2 separate regions of the Homo sapiens genome follow, and region 1 is linked to region 2. A link is a loop called in an ENCODE intact Hi-C map of the cell type or tissue named here. Cell type or tissue: B cell. All regions are shown on one strand. Each heading gives the region's core, and the rest is flanking DNA. Links, peaks and the distances in the headings are about the cores only. Region 1 has its middle 7.6 kb from the start of MIR4539. Region 2 has its middle 64 kb from the start of MIR4539.

Evidence for each region. Peaks named below come from ENCODE experiments on the same cell type or tissue, not always from the same donor. Only the 100,000 strongest peaks of a DNase experiment are listed, where the experiment ranks them.
Region 1: it touches region 2 in a loop (3.0-fold over the local background); 3 of 110 quality-filtered maps call a loop at or near these places.

The regions. Positions count from the first base shown.
Region 1 is chr14:105,848,487-105,851,394 of GRCh38, forward strand. It overlaps IGH. Among named protein-coding and RNA genes, the nearest start is that of MIR4539, 7.6 kb to the right of the region's middle. In B cell, for the core only: no CTCF peak of the experiment used is centred there; a DNase peak (open chromatin) is centred at 1,605; H3K27ac peaks cover 876 bases.
Region 2 is chr14:105,792,213-105,795,120 of GRCh38, forward strand. It overlaps IGH. Among named protein-coding and RNA genes, the nearest start is that of MIR4539, 64 kb to the right of the region's middle. In B cell, for the core only: no CTCF peak of the experiment used is centred there; a DNase peak (open chromatin) is centred at 1,529; H3K27ac peaks cover 527 bases.

The DNA of each region.
Region 1 (2,908 bases), core at 241-2,740, 56 kb after region 2:
AATCAACCATCTCAGCAGAAACCAGGAGTAGAGATAAGGTTATTGAGGATATAACTGTGCAGGGCTCTCTTGTCTGATGACTCAAACCCCCAGGAATTTCATGGGAAGCTGACAAGGATTTTGTGAATTGTAAAACAGAAGAAACAATGCCAATTGGATGGAAGGGAAAGAAGACCAGAAAAAATGAAGGAAGGGTGACTTTGAGATCAGAGCCAAAGATGAGGAGGCTGTGGGGGCTCTGGCCACCATGGGCGAAGAGCATGGGGTCACCCCAGTGGGCCTGGAAGATGGAGCACGGACCCAGGAGGATGAGCCTTGAGCCTTAAATCTAATGCAGCTTTCCCTGCTGGGTTTGGGCTTGCTTGGGACCCATGGCTCCTCTCTCCCTTTCTATGTATCCCTTTTAGAATAGGAATGTCCATCCTATGCCTGCCCCATCATTGTACTTTGGAAGCAGATAACTTCTTGTCAAGTTACAAAGGTCCACAGATGGAGAGGAATTTCACCCAGAATGAATCTCACCCTGGGTTTCTCCCACACTTGATGCAGGTGATATTTCGCTGAGATTGTGGACTAAGAGTTGGTGCTGGAAGGGGTCAGCCGTTCTGGAGATGTTGCTATGGGATGCAGGGATTTTGCCTGTGAGAAGGACATGATTATGGGGGGAACGGAGGGCAAACTGTCATGGGTTAAAATGTGTCCCCTGTAAATTAATGTGTCGAAGTCCTAACCCCCAGGACCACAGAATGTGACCTTGTCTGGAAACAGTCTTTGCAGCTGCAATCAAGTTCAGATGAGGTCACCCTGGAGTAGGGCAAGCCTCTGATCCAATATGACTGCTGTCCTCATGAAAAGGGGGAATCTGGGCACAGACAGCACGTGTGGAGAACGCCCTGTGAAGATGGTGCTGCTTCCATAAGCCAAGAGCACCAGAGACGGCCGGCAAAGCCCAGCAGCAGGGAGAGAGCCTGGAACAGAGTCTCCCGTGACACAGAGGAGCCAGCCCCGCCAAGGCCTCCATCCCAGATGCCCGGCCTCCAGAACCAGGACGGAATAAACGTCTGTTGTTTAAGCCACGCAGTCTGGGGTGCAGTGTTGCCAGGGCCACAGTTAACGGATACGAGTGTTGTCCTGAGCTGCCAGCCCCACAGGCTGCACGAGGCCTCCCTGCCCCAGCCCAGTGCAGACTCCCCAGCCCCCTGGGTGTGCCCTGGGCAGTGTGGGGCTCCTCACTCCATCCTCCCCCAGGCTGGGAGGTTGAGCCTGTGATGAGCTACATGGGGTGAAGCTGGAGCGAGAGGCTGGGAGGCGACTCGGAGCCCACGGTTGGAGGATGGATTTCCCCAGGGACCCACACGTGCACCTCCACCTGTCTCCTGGACATTGTCTCTGAGGGCAGGGCTGGTGCCAGCTCAGGGATCCAGCAGGGACAGAAGGGCGGGCCGGGTCCATGTGGAGAGCACATTTAGTGGGAGGGACACAACTTGTACCCAGCAGCCCCCAGATACCCATGACAGCTGGCTCAGAGCAAGTGCCAGGCTGCTCCTCAGAACCTGAAATGTCCTCCTTCTGGGCCCCCAGCTTATGAGCCCTCCCAAGACGCCATCCTGGATGCTTCCTCTAGGACACTTCTATGGCCTTGGGGTCTGCCCAGTCCTTCCAGCCTGGTCCTCTCCCCCCAGCCACCTGCCTCCACCCTGGTCTCACAGCCACTGCTGTCCTTGACTTTGCCATGGACTGTGGGTCACCCCTGGGTGACTGCACCATGGCCAAGTGAGCCTCCTGGCATGAGCCCCCAACTTTGGCTTGGCTGCCATCTCTGAAAAAATCCCCTGCTCTTTGATCCTGCTCCCACCTACCTGGGGAGTCATTTTTCGGCACTGCCCCAAGCCTGGCCACCACCTGCCCATCTTCAGGGTGATGGCAGAGACTTGTCCTCCCCACTATGCATTCCCTAACGGCTTCTAAGGACGACATGGTCACGCCCCCCATCCTCATCCACAAGGGGATGGCACTGGGAGCCCTAGCATCTGGGCAATGATGAGGACCTCGTGACGGGCTTAGTGCCTGTATGAGAGAGACCCTCGTGACGGGCTTAGTGCCTGTATGAGAGAGACCCTCGTGACGGGCTTAGTGCCTGTATGAGAGAGACCCTCGTGACGGGCTTAGTGCCTGTATGAGAGAGACCCTCGTGACGGGCTTAGTGCCTGTATGAGAGAGACCCTCGTGACGGGCTTAGTGCCTGTATGAGAGAGACCCTCGTGACGGGCTTAGTGCCTGTATGAGAGAGACCCTCGTGACGGGCTTAGTGCCTGTATGAGAGAGACCCTCGTGACGGGCTTAGTGCCTGTATGAGAGAGACCCTCGTGACGGGCTTAGTGCCTGTATGACAGAGACCCTGAGAGCTCCTTCACCATCTTCGGCTGCGCGAGGATGCAGTGAGGAGGCGCGTCTCTGAGCTGGGAATTGGCCCTCGCCAGACGTTGAAGTTGCCGGCGCCTTGATCTTAGACTTTCAGCCTCCAGCGCTGTGGGAGGCAAATGTCTGTTGCTCAAGCTTTGCAGCCGATAGTGTTTTGTGATAGCTGCCCAATTAGACTAAGACACTCGTTCACCTGAAACTTTTGCTCCAACTTCCACTCCCCTGCCACGGGCGCGACTGCTACCCCACCCCTGTGCTCCTGTGGAGTGCAAGGCCCCCACACTGTGCAGACAGGCCCACATGCTCTCGAGGGCTCAGCCTGCACCTCCTGGATCCCGGTGAGGCCCACATGCTCTCGAGGGCTCAGCCTGCACCTCCTGGATCCCGGTGGCGTGCACCACACATCATGAAGGTTTGGGGCAAGGCCAAGAACTGTCTGGGCTTGCTGGGAAGGGTGGCAAGGTGACCCGGGCAGTTGTAGGCATGT
Region 2 (2,908 bases), core at 236-2,735:
AAAACAAACAAAAGTTTACTAACATGTGCATTATGCCTCTATGTGGGAGCCGTCAGAGATGAGGAATTCAAAGGGGCGGTTGGAACGTGAGCTTACGGAGCATCTTAGCAAATGGGCAATCATTTTTACAGAATTGGCAAGACAAAGGAAAGGGGCTTTCAACCTGTAGGGCAGCAAATTCTGGGAAGTAAATATATAGGGGAAGCTAACAGAAGATAGCTTGCTAGTTTGTTGTGTAGATTCCTCTAGTGCCTTCTCTGGGCTGATAAGCATCTAGAGTTGTCTCCAAGGACTAAGAATCCTCTGCTTTTCCTGGTAGAAAGGGAGTGGGCAGGGATTTTTTTCTTGGGTATGCTTCTTTTTAATTGTCTTCGGCTCAAAATTATTCTTGTTTGAAAGTGGCATATTCTGCTACTCTTCACTCTGCCGGAGCCAGCTCTGGAGTCCTCAGTGTCCCAGGGGCTCTTGCACTGAGCCCAGATCTGTGTCAGCAAGGTGTCCTTCCATTAAATCCTGCCTAAATGACTTAGTTGGAGGTGCAAACCCACAGAGCATTGCTGGAGGCATGTGGGAGAGTGGCTGTCAGGTGTTGTCTTTGTCCATTAAGTTGCTATAAGGGAATTCCTGAAGCTGGGTAATTTATAAAGAAAAGAGGTTTATTTGGCTCATGGTTCTGCAGGCTGTACAAGAACCATGGTATGTGCAGAGATCACATGGGGAGAGAGGAAGCAAGAAAGAGGGGAGATGCCAGGCTCCTTTCACCAGCCAGCTCTAGCAGGAATAAGAGTGAGAACTCACCCTCAAAGGAGAGCATTTTGGGATCTGCACCCAAAATCCAAACACCTTCTACCAGGCTCCACCTCCAACACTGGGGGTCGAATTTCAACATGAAGTCTTGGGGGACAAACATCCAACTATAGCAAGGGTCCTGCAGGGACTCTCTCCCTCCCACTTAACTTCAAGCTTGAGTGGGTGATAGAATTTGGTGTTTGGTCCTGACAGGATTTGCACTGCCCAAGTCTGCAGCTACAGCTTTAGAATTGGAAGGCCCCCTTCACCTCCAGGGTGTCTTGTGACCAGAGCACCACCGGTGCCCACTAAGGCCTGCCCCTGCAGCCTGGTCACATGGGGTGGAGGTAGAGTCAGGATCTTGATTGGCAGGCAGCTCCACCCAGAGGAGCAACCTCCTGACTCCCACTGCCCCCCACCTCCCACAATGGCATACCAGCACCCATGGCAGAGGCCACGAAGACACCTAGGGACACTTCTGGGTCAGAAGGGGTGCCACTGACGGGGTGAGCTCCGTGTCTGTAGCAGGTAGAGGCACTGAGATTTATAACAGAATGAACTGAGTTTTTGGCAAGTGCGGGAAGACTGTCCACATAAGTCCTTGAGAACTTGGGAAGCAGAATGAGCAGATAAAAAGAGGAAGCTCAGGTGTTTATGCTCTTGGTCCGCTGAATTAAATAAGCTATGATGAAGCTGCTGCTGCTTCCAGGGCTGAAGTACATGCCACGGGCAGTGACCCCATAGCAGGGCCACTGTGCACTTCACATGCCCTGAGGACAGGCTCTCCCGTCACACTGCTACTGTTACTGGGTGGGGCAAAGGATCATCCCATCCTGCCCACCACAGCCAGCACCTATGTGAGCCACTGGAGCCTGGGGAAATTCATCACCACTATATTGGCCTTACAAGAAATGCTTAAGGGAGTTCTATACTTGGAAGCAAAAGGATGATCTCTACCATCGTGAAAACACATAAATGTATAAAACTTACAGCCGCACGGCAAATACAAAAAAAGAGGAAGAGAAAAGACACAAATGTTACCACTACAGGAACCACCAAGCCACAATGATAAACAATAAGAGAGAAAGAAAGGAACACAGGATAGACAAAACAACAAGAAAACAACCAACAAAATGGCAGAAATAAGTCCCCACGTATCAATAATAACCTTGAATGTAAACAGATAGAATTTTCCACTTAAAAGATATATACTGGCTGAAAGGAAAAAACCCAAAGACTCCACCAAAAACTCTTAGGTCTGATAAATAAATTTAGTAAAGTTGCAAGATACAAATCAATATATGAAAGTCAGTAGTATTTCTATACCCTGATAATGAACTAGCTGAAAAAGAAACCAAGAAGGCAATCCCATGTACAATAGCTACAAAAATCCATATAAATAAATTTCACCAAGGAGGTGAAAGACTTCTGCAAGGAAAACTACAAGGCACTGATGAAAGAAATTGAAGAGGACACAAACAAATGGAAAGACCTTCCATGCTCATGAATTGGGAGAATTAATATTGTTAAAATGACCATACTATCCAAAGCAATCTACAGATTCAATGTAATCGCTATTAAAATATCAATGTCATTTTTTCAAAGAAATGGAAAAACAATCCCAAAATTATTATGAAACCAAAAAAGAGCTTGTATAGCCAAAGCAACCCTTAGGAAAAAGAATAAAGCTGGAAGCATCATACTACCTGACTTCAAAATATATCATGAGGATATAGGAAACAAAACAGCATGACATTGGTATAAAAATAGACACAGACCAATGGAACAGAATTGAGAACCTAGAAACAAAACAACCACATATTTATAGCCTACTGATTTTCAATGAAAGTGCTGGGAAAGGACAGCCTCTTCAATAAATGATGCTAGGAAAACTGGATATTCATATGCAGAAGAATAAAACTAGGTCCCAATCTCTCACTGAATTAAAAAAACAACTAAAATGTATTAAAGACTTAAACATAAGACTAAAAATTATAAAACTACTAGAAGAAAACATAGGGAAAACACTACAGGACATTGTCATAAGCAAATATTTTATGGCTAACACCTCAAAATGACTGGCAACAGAAACAGAAATAGACAAATGGGACTATATTAA